2 separate regions of the Homo sapiens genome follow, and region 2 is linked to region 1. A link is an interaction called in ENCODE POLR2A ChIA-PET data of the cell type or tissue named here. Cell type or tissue: A673. All regions are shown on one strand. Links, peaks and the distances in the headings refer to the core of each region. The heading gives the core; the rest is flanking DNA. Region 1 overlaps YAP1 (Yes1 associated transcriptional regulator). Region 2 overlaps YAP1 (Yes1 associated transcriptional regulator).

Region 1 (5,392 bases), core at 272-5,271:
GCAAATATCAGTAGAGCAGTGGAAAGACATACTCCAGTAATCTATATTTCTTCATATACGCAATTAGTTAATGAATGTTCCTGAGCAACAACTATGAGCAAAGTCATCATGCCAGGTGATGTCAGGTACAGAATAAGGGAGATCCAGTCTCCAACTGGAGTCCAAAGTTGCAACAGAACAAGAAAGAGGAGGAAAATTAATTTAATCTTTTATGTAACTGAAAACAAAGGTATTCATCGTTCCTTTCCCAAACAAATCCTTCCTACTTTTCCATGATCACAAAAGCAATATTAAGTTATTTACATACCATTTCTGTTTTTACTTTCTATACTCAGCAATAACAAGTTTGGCCAATCATTTCACATATACCTTAAAAGACTTAAACTATACTCCCTGTATCACAAGCCACTTCCATGTAAATTGCTAGGCCAGCTTCCCTTAAACATAACTGATGTTAGTCTTTCCCCTCCCTTGACAATAAATCTGCCTTCCTCTTTCATCCATCTCCTGGCTTAACATTCATTTTGAACCCTTTATCTCACTAGCTTCTTTTCTCTCTTGAAGGTATCCTATCAATTTCTAATCCAGCATACATATCATACCCATCTTATTCCATCTCCCTGTACAAACCATGTCTCTTCCTTCTCTTATCCTACAGCTTCTTCAAAGCCTGGCTCCAAAACATGCCTGTTCAGGAAGTTGCAGATTGACTCCAATGGCTGGTGATCTCCTATCTAAATGTGCTCAGGTTACATAGCATTAATATATCTTCAATTTGTTGCCTTTAGGAACAATTTCAAGATTTCCTCCAAATCCTCCAGTATGGTGTTTTGCCCAGAAATGTCACTTTAATAAGCAAAAGGAACTCATATTTCAAACTGTAACCAACAAAAACTACATAGCAACACATGAAGAGGTAAAAGATATCAGAATACCACACAAAGCAGTAAAAAAGTAATATTTTAATAGGCTCTATCTATCATTTGCAGCTAGTGGAACAACAAATAGTTATAACTGTACTAGAGAACTGTTTGGCAATATTAAAAGATTATAGTTAAACAGTCTGAAAATATACAGCCAATAAGTTATCAATCGGTTATGAGATCATTTATTTGTTCTTTTGGCTTTTATATACTTTCAAACATTTCCTCCTATATTAAATCTCTACATGTGCAATAAAAAGCATAATTTGTATATGTTCTTAAAAGTAGATTGATATAATGACCAAGAACAGACAGAAGGTGAGGAAAGGCATTTCAGATACTGATGTCTTGTCCAGAGAACAGTAAGAGAAATAATATCTTAAAAATATATTGAATAAATACTTTATAATGATTCTAGTGCTGTATGGTTACCCCCAAGTTGACACCAATACTGAGTATCATGAACTCTCATGGAATCCTTAAACTAGGCACATTAATGCCATCCAAAAACCATCAGTGTGTAGCACACGTTAAGTACACGGGATTTATTGAACTGAGTGAACCACCACTAAACCACCTAAGTCTTTGTCATAGCTCTTGTTTTTTTCAGTTCTTGTCTATCACACAACATTTCTCAGATAAACTTAATCCAAAGCTTCTCTTTTTGCAGAAACACAAGTGTCATAAATGTACACTTATTTCAGCTTTCAAACCAATGATCTTCTTAGGCTCCCCCAAAGCCTTGAAACCATGTGTTTATAGACAAGTCAGATGTTTACTTGCAGCTTAGAGATCAAAGCTGCAATCTCTTACAAGTCAACTAAGAAACACCAAAGTTTCCCAATTTTAAGCATGCTCTATTAATTTCATGTTATGAAACTGGCTAGAATTTTAAAACAGAGTAAAAGCATTCAAAATTCTTAAGTGTCTAATATAGACTACTCTGTGTTAATTATTCTAAATAACCAAGGATAGTCATAAAGCTAACACAATGCTAGAAAATTCAAAGATGCTTTCAAAATCCTTTCTATAACTTTAACTTCCACAATATACTCCAATAATTTCTAAAATCTACATAGTAGACATTTTCTTCTCCTTTCACATGACTATCATTCTAATATCTCTAATATGCCAGTTTTTAAAGCCTGTGGTATAGATGACAGAGAAATGGTGTGGTTAATATTAAGTAATATGTACATGGTTACGAAATGTTTAGTAAAAGCTGTTGAAAATAACTAAAATACGTAAGCAAAAGACAGCTAATGACCTGGTTTTAAGATAACTTAATGGTGAAATAAAAAAATGGTGGAGAAAAAAGATTTCCTAAAAACCCCAAAAATAAAAATAATATCACAGAGGCTCTGCCTGTGTAGAAGCCATCCTCAGGGGTGGAGATTCAATGCTGAAACAGATTCTGCCTGTACTTCTTGTTCAATAAGTTGGTCATATTATTTCATCTTTGAACTTCTTTTCCTCATCTGTAAATAGGGATAATGCGCACCTGCCTTAAGCATAAAAGGTGCTCAATGTTAGTTCATTTCCACCAGAGTCTGGATTTATTTCAGCAATTAAATTTAATGATTTCAAAAGGTAGAAAAGACTAGAAAGATCATCTTATTAGCCCTCAAACTCCCGCATGTACATGTAGAAATTTACTATAATATGTTTATCTCTTCATAGTATCAGAATAGAGACTAGAATTTACATCTAAAGATGACTACTGGAGTGTTCTGGCATACTACACTATAAATCCTCATGTGGCTATAATGAGGATTACATTAAAAAATGCAGCTAAAGCACAAAGCGCAGAGCTGGTTAAATAAACATTCAAATACATTTTAGTATATAACAGTGGTTACGTGGACTTTGGTGCCAGATTAACAGAGCTAGAATCCTAAGTGTGCCACTTATTAGTTCTACGATTTTGGCTGAACTGTACCCTAGCTTTCTCAAAAATAAAATAGAGATAACAGAGTTACTGTGAAGACTCACTGAGTTACTCCAGATAAAGGAATTAAAGCAGTGCCTAGCACAAAATAAAGACTCTCTAAATGCTAATCATTATTGTTATTATTGATAGATTTCAGAACAAATCATGCCCTTGAAATTCCCCTGAATATAGTAAAAGCCAGACACAGTATTTTAATTCCATTTAGCAACATTTGAGCACAAATTATTAGTTGTCGTGCTGGAAGAGGAATTAGAGATATGGACCCAAGAATGAAAGTTCCAGAAGCAAGGCAAGCACAGAATCTCAATTCTCCACCAGAATGGAAGTACCTTGTTTAATCAAAACTAAGATCCCATGAATTGTAAGAAGTACCCTAATTTCAGAGGTTAAAATGTAAAAAATAGACATATTAGAGTTGAGGAAATGCTATAGGAATAAAAATGAGTAAAGTAATGCTACAGAAGTTGGGATAAGGGAGGGGTTCAAATGTTATTAGTACGAGCTACAGGAAAAAGATGGTGACACATTTGAGTTAGATCTGAGAGCCTTAAACGATAAAGTAAAAATGAGGGGTGTGTAAGACCTTCTCAGGGTAAGTAGCTGAAGTAGTAAAGAGCATTTACAATGCTACCAATGCATGCATGAATATACAACATGTAAAAGAGGTGCATCTCTTCAGTACATCCAATTGGTGGTGTCTCACAGGCAGGAGAGAGGAGTGAGGAGGAGAGATGGCAGATGCAGATGAGGCTAGAGGCCGGGTGTGGTGGCTCACGCCTGTAACCCTCGCACTTTGGGAGGTCTAGGTGTGAGGATTGCTTGGGGCCAAGAGTTCAAGACTAACCTAGCCAACATAGTGAGACCCTGTCTCTATTTGTCTTTTATTAATTAAAAAAGAGGGAGGGAGAGATGAGGCTAGAAAGGTGATATGGGGCCAGGCTATGGACCTTAATCTGTAGGTCATCGTTCTATGACTTGTCCAAGTACATTACTTATATGTAATTTAACTAACTTAACTAACTAAACTGATTCCTTGACATTCTGACTTAACTAACTTGACCTAACTGAATTTTGATCAAATGATCTATCTTTACTATCTGGGTCAAAGAAGAGGGCTTCTCTTTTAGTCTCTCTGGCAGACAGCAGCTTCATAGCCACTTTTGTCCTGAAAGACTTCAAGACAGTCAGGAATCAAAACACTGCAAATACTGGAAAGTCCAATGAGCAAAATGAGTGAGCAAAGGAGTAAGGAAAGTAGAAATATATATAAGGCATCTTGGATCTGAGAATGGGAATAGTGAATTTATGAAGTATTATTAATCCTGTCCATAAGATGAAAACTTGTGAAGCTCACTATGTTCTGATTTTGAACAGTTCAAACTAATAGGTTATAAAATACAGTCAACATTTTACATTTACTGCCTCACAAATAACCTAATTCTTTGTCCTAATAACGTCTTTTACCTTCAATTTTTTTCTCAGTTCAATATTTATAATTTATAGAACTTAAGTTTTCAAGTATTAGAGACCTAGATGATACAATTATTATAGGTTTCTTATCAAATTGGTTACATTTAACATTAAAAATGGACACTTCTTTCCACAGTGTCTTTCCACATTTGATAGCAACTTCTATGGGGCAGGAGCAGAGGCAGGTCATACATATCAGTGGTATTTCTGATATACCAGAATTCCTTCATGAACTCTTTAAAGAAATTATTCACATTGTACCTCTCTTTATCCCTACAAAGAAATACTTGCTTGGCCACTCAAAACACAATTGGTGAGATTCTAACCAATTACTGGAGAACACCAAAAACACTGAGCTGAACTCCAATCATTAGGCAGAGCACTTCTATTCTTAGGAAAAGGAAGGGTTTGGTTCAGTTGGCAACAGTCCTGGCCTCTGGATCAAGAGGTCACAGTCTCACATTTCACATATGAACTCCGGTTTACAACTCTTGCTAATACTCCTGCAGAATAATTCAAGAGGCATTAAATGACAGCCTTACCAAAAACCAAGTATCCAGTAAAACTTCAAACCCAGAAATACAATATAGAAACAAATTTGACATACTAATCCCTCTTTTAAACAAAAGACTCTGTGCTCAGAAATAGCTGAGAGGGAGGGAAGGAGAAGGAGAGAGAGAGACAGAATAAGTGTGTGTGAGCATGAGTGTGTGAGCATGAGTGTGTGTATGTGTGTGTGTGTGTGTGTGTGTTTTGGCCAAAGGTAGGATAAATGAATTATATTGCATAACTACATCGACACGTTTTTAAACAGTAACCTATTCCAAAAAGGGTAAGGCAACATTCGCAAAATTAAAAGTAAGCTTCTGGTCTCTAAATATTTCTATTAAATAATTTAACTTCATGCTAGGCTGGTGGGCTAAAAATACAGAAAAAATTCTTGCAGAAATGAGATGCCATATCAAGTGATTTCATGTGAACAATCTACAAGCACACAACTCAGACAGGGTGGCACCAAGTGATTAACAGCCCTTTACAAAAATAGATA
Region 2 (5,392 bases), core at 158-5,157, 60 kb before region 1:
CTGACGAAGACAGGAGCCAATGGAGTCACCACATAACAAAACTGGAACCTCAGAAGTTTTTAACAGCATTGAGGATAGGACAGCAAGACTTTAGGAGTCAGAACTAAAAAATAAAATTTGATATTGGTCACGTAGGTTCTTTGTTTCTGAGTATTAGATAAAGCAGATACAATATATTTGATGTTTCAGTGCTAAGATAAACTGTCAAGGGAAGAAGTTCACAGGAAGCCAAAAGACTTAAGATATACTGAATTTATTGTGATTACTTTAAAAAAATCTAAAAATAGTCTATTAGTATGAGAATAGAGCAGGTCTGTCAACTTCAACATAAGAAAAGACGACACAGTAGGCAGTAAAGATGAAACAAAGAAGTTACCTTTAAAGGAAGTGAAGCTATTCTGTCCAGGACCCATCACCCAGAGTAAGTTTGAGAATAAAGATTTAGGAAAATCTTTGGAAGGAAGAGTTTTACAAATAGCAGCATTTGCCCACCAAAAAACCCCAGGATGATCTATGGCATAAAACAAAATGGCGAATGGCCCCATTTCTAGACTTTACAAATTATCTTAAAAACAGTATGGTTTTGACATTAGTAATTAAAGAACTTTTTTTTTAGTTTCTTGATTTTGACAGTTTTTATTCATAGTGAAATTGAGACCTGTATTTACTTAGAACAACTACTACTCGGCAACAACAAAATGAAAAACAATGAAAATAGGTTACATAAAACATATTTTAAAACTGCTCTTTTTTTTTCTATTAGCCATGTAATTATATTTTTGATGGTTCTAAGGTGTTCTAACAATAGTAGACGAAAAATATTCTTCCTTTATGGTAATTTGTTAGAAAGTCAGAGGTACAATAATGCTTCCTTTCTCCATCCTTTTTTATGTCAGATAAAGAAACATTTCTTTCAAGATCACTTTATAGGGGCCAAAAGGAAAACTTCCCCTCTACCCTCTAAAGGTTCGCTGAAAATGAACTGATAATAGACAAATTAACAGGAGAAAATGGCAAACAAATTTATTTAAGGTGCATAAGCATGGGGGAAATTGCAAGACAATTATTACCCAATAACCAAGTGAGTTCCAGATACTATATAATACCCTTCTTCACAGGGGAAGGGGACATGAGGGAAATGACGCCATTTTGAAGGGCAGTAAATGATTTTTAGGAAGAATGAATGGGCCCAGTACACAGACAATGGTTAGTAAATAATTCTCTTTGGAAACTGAATGGGATCTGAGAACAGACAATAGTCTGGGCAAAGTTCCTCTGAGCTCTCTAGGTGTGATATTTAATTTTTAGTCTTTTCCTCTGTCATACAAGTTTCAGGCTTCTCTGGTTAATGAAATTTTGAGGAGGGGATCAAAGGCAATTGTATTCCTTTTGGTGGGTCTGGTTTCTAGGCAGATAAAGGAACTTCAAGGAACAGCCTCATCCTGTGCTTTGGCATAGAACTTGAGGCTGCTTCCTTAGTTTGTCAAAGAACCATATTTTGGAGTATCATTTTCTGAGCCCCAACAAGTTCCTGACATCGTATGTTGGCACATACTGTCTTACTCCTTCTATCAGGGTTTACCTTTGATGCCAATCACACTAGAATTGTATGGACAGATTACCGACAAAGCACAGTTTCAACGTGAGCCTGTCTCAGATGCCATGGCTTAATTTAACTCCTGAAGTACCAATTCCTCAAACCCCAAATCAGAGTTCAGGTAGTACTGAGTTCACATATTTTCACTGACACTCAAGAGATACTTTTAAAATACAGCCCTAAAAAAAACCCAAAAAACAAAAAACAGACCTTTAGGTGCCTCCTTCCTGGTAACAGAAATGTAGAGCTTTTTTTTTTTTTAAGAGACAGAGTCTCGCCATGTTGCCCAGGCTGGTTTCGAACTCCTGGGCTCAAGCAAACCTCCTGCCTCGGCCTCCCAAAGTGTTGGGATTAGAGGCATGAGCCACCATGCCTGGCCGAGTATGACGATTTTTAAATGTCTATACTTAGCATGCTGTGATTTAGCTAGGGAAAAAATGGCACAGATACATGTATTTTATGTATGTAAACAGAGTATCTCTGGAAAAATTAACAAAAAACAAAAAACCTAAGAAACTCATAGTTATTTAGGCCCCATAGGAGAGAACTAGAAAAACAGGGAAAAGATCTTATTTTGAGTGTACTTTCACCTCTGTACATCTATCACTAGTATACCATTTTTCTATTATCTATTCAAAAAAATTTTATATGGAAATTTAAAAATATCTACGCTACTTAACAAAAGACCTTATCTCCAATATCTGAACTTAGTAGATTTAACCACTCTGAAATAAGATAAAGTAAAAATTAATGTTGAGATTAATTATATATATTAGGAACATAAAAACCAACAGTACCTTCTGGAAGAAAGCTGATGGAATTGGTGATTAAAGGGCTTCAAAGCTCTCTACTATGTCCTACTTTCCCCAAAATAAAAAAACATCCATAAGCAGGTAATTTTAAAGCACACTGGCATCTTCTAAACTTGAAGATAACTTTTTGTTTTTGAGACAGAATCTCACTCTGTCACCCAGGCTTGAGTGCGGTGGCACAATCTTGGCTCACCGAACCTCTGCCTCCGAAGCTCAAGTGATTCTTGTGCCTCAGCCTCCTGAGAAGTTGAGATTACAGGTGTGTGCCACCACGCTTGGCTAATTTTTTTATTTTTAGTAGAGATGGGGTTTCGCTAAGTTGGCCAGGCTTGTCTTGAACTGGCCTCAAGTGATCTGCCCACCCTGGCCTCCCAAAGTGCTGGGATTACAGGCATGAGCCACCGCACCTGGCCAAAGGTAACATTTATTTTGTTTTCAATGAAAATTCTTAGATTCGGTAATACCGAAGTATATTTGTCATTTGAGAAATGTCATATTGGTGTATCCCGCCACGTAAGTTATTAATAAAGGATGTTTTCTCCTGAGTGATGTTCTAGAATTTCCCCTTTAGTGAAATCCTCAGAAAAACAGCAATCCACAATTCCATGTACATTAGAGAAAGCATCCTTGCTTCCTTCAATTTTTGCTCAATTGCAATGACCATGACCAAAACAGCTCTTCATGATACAGGTTTCCAAGTCACATCCCTTGTAACTTGATCAAAGGCCATTCACAGTCACAAAACTAAGACAAGGACAGGGCTGGATAGAATGCTTCTGTGTCACTCAGTTTTACAAAGACAACATTCCTCTGTAACTAATAAATGTTAAAATGAAATCTGCCCAACTTTAAGAAAACAAACCCCCAAAAGTGGAAGGCTGGTTTCTAACCTGTGGCCTCACCTGCCGAAGCAGTTCTTGCTGTTTCAGCCGCAGCCTCTCCTTCTCCATCTGCAGTTGCTGCAGTCGCATCTGTTGCTGCTGGTTGGAGTTGCTGCCACCCATGACGCCTCCCTGTGGGCTCTGGGGAGCCAGGGGTGGTGGCTGTTTCACTGGAGCACTCTGACTGATTCTCTGGTTCATGGCTGAAATGAAAAGAAAAAAAAAATCTGTCCTAAAAAACTAGTGAAGGAAGATAAAATGATGATTTAATTATTCAAAAGCAATTTGGGATATTCGATGTAACTTTTTTGGGCAGGAAGACTGGAAATAACCTAAAAATCCATCAATATCACAATGACTACATTAATTTATTATTACTGTTGTCACAAGATACAAGGAAGTCATAAGAGAAAAGAAACAAGACGTAGTTTTAACATGCAATAAGGAACAGTTTCTAAGGACTTACTAAATTAAAAGCAAGGTGCAGAAGAGAAAGTGTTTAAAAAAAACGGGGTGGGGGAAGGGAGCGGGGGTGAATATATTGCATATTCAGAGGATATAAAAATTGATGAATAGCTAAGAAGCAACTAACATCTTTTGGCTCCAGAGATGGGAAACTGGGTGACTAAAGGACAAAGGTGGAGAACCTTATTTATAACTTCTGAAGTGTGAATGATGCAAATTCATTACTTCTTATGAAATATATAAATTAAAAATTCATCCACAAAAATTAAGACAAAGCATTCCAAACAGCAAAGCCCATCAAAATAATCAGCCCTTAATATATCCACATACACATCCCAATAAAGCAAGTAGATTAAAATGATCTGATGCTTGCTCATATCAAATTGAGTCCACAAGTATCTGGATGACATGGATTTGTCTCATTTGACACCATGGTAACCCCCAGCACAAAGCCTAGGTAGTAAAAAAAAAAAAATTTTTTTTTGAAGCTGTAATACACCATTTGGTGGTTAGAAATGGACTGGGTTTTTATACTAGTGAATTTCTGTCACTGATACAACACTGATCAAACTGTGAATTAACCTCAGTGAGCAGAGGGAAGTTTTATGTGAAAATGTTAGTAAGAATAATAAACCTTTTCAGATACATATTCAACTTAAGTTGAAATTTTGGGTCACTGTTTCTACTAAATGTTTAGTACACATTGACTAAAGAAAACCCCAGGTCCCAATGGCTTTGCAGTCATTCAAGGAAGAAATAATACCAGTCTTACACAGCCTCTTCCAGAGCATAACAAGGAAAGAATACTTTCCAACACTTATAAGGCCAGCATAACCTTGATACCATACAAGGATATTAAAAGAAAGGAAAATTACAGGCCAATCTCTCATATAAACCTTGCTACAAAAATCCTAAATAACATACACTGACAGCTCTTATAACTTAATGGTCTCCCAGTCACACAGCAAACTCCTTGTGATTTTTAATGTGTCCCATTATAACAGACTGGCTGCTTGGTAAATGCCATTTCTTCTTGGAGACTACTTGAGCAAAACCTCACAAGGCTGGGCCCATCCTATACATTAAGAATTTTCTTCTCTCAAGGAATTGCCTGGGAACTTTTCCATATTGTCTACTGACATTTATTGCCTGATTCTAATTTTTTACTTACAAATTTATATGCTCCCTCAGACTGAGTGCCACAGGAGTATGGGTCATATCGTAGTCATCTATGTGTCCTCAATACCTAGCACAGCATCTGGCACAAAGTGTGCGCTGAAAAAATACTGAGCCATTTCTACATAAGTTGAGTAGTTACTCACTGAGGCAGAAACTATTTAAGACAACAGAAGTCCTACTTTTAATTTCTCTTTACATTAGCACACCTTTTTTTTTTTTTTTCCCCTTTTCTGTCTTACTATGTTGCCTAGGCTGGTCTCAAATGCCTGGCTTCAAACAATCCTACTGTCTGTCTCTCAAGCAGCTGAGACTGCAGGCGAGCATCATACCTGGCTCAAGACTGCCCAATTCTTCTATCAGGCTAGCACAGCACCGAGACAGAACCAAGGATATTAAAGAGAGGAATATTACAGACCAACCTCCCTCAGAATAATGCCTTAGTTCAATCCAATCTTCTC

The links. Peaks named below come from ENCODE experiments on the same cell type or tissue, not always from the same donor. Only the 100,000 strongest peaks of a DNase experiment are listed, where the experiment ranks them.
Region 2: POLR2A ChIA-PET joins it to region 1 with 5 read pairs; 3 of 35 experiments call an interaction of 5 or more read pairs at or near these places.

Annotation. Positions count from the first base shown.
Region 1 is chr11:102,144,560-102,149,951 of GRCh38, reverse strand. The region is part of intron 2 of YAP1 (Yes1 associated transcriptional regulator); the gene reads right to left. Among named protein-coding and RNA genes, the nearest start is that of YAP1-DT, 37 kb to the right of the region's middle. In A673, for the core only: no CTCF peak of the experiment used is centred there; no DNase peak of the experiment used is centred there; H3K27ac peaks cover 1,343 bases.
Region 2 is chr11:102,203,994-102,209,385 of GRCh38, reverse strand. It overlaps YAP1 (Yes1 associated transcriptional regulator), which reads right to left. Exons shown (of 9, transcript NM_001130145.3): 5 at 3,312-3,493. Among named protein-coding and RNA genes, the nearest start is that of YAP1-DT, 96 kb to the right of the region's middle. In A673, for the core only: no CTCF peak of the experiment used is centred there; no DNase peak of the experiment used is centred there.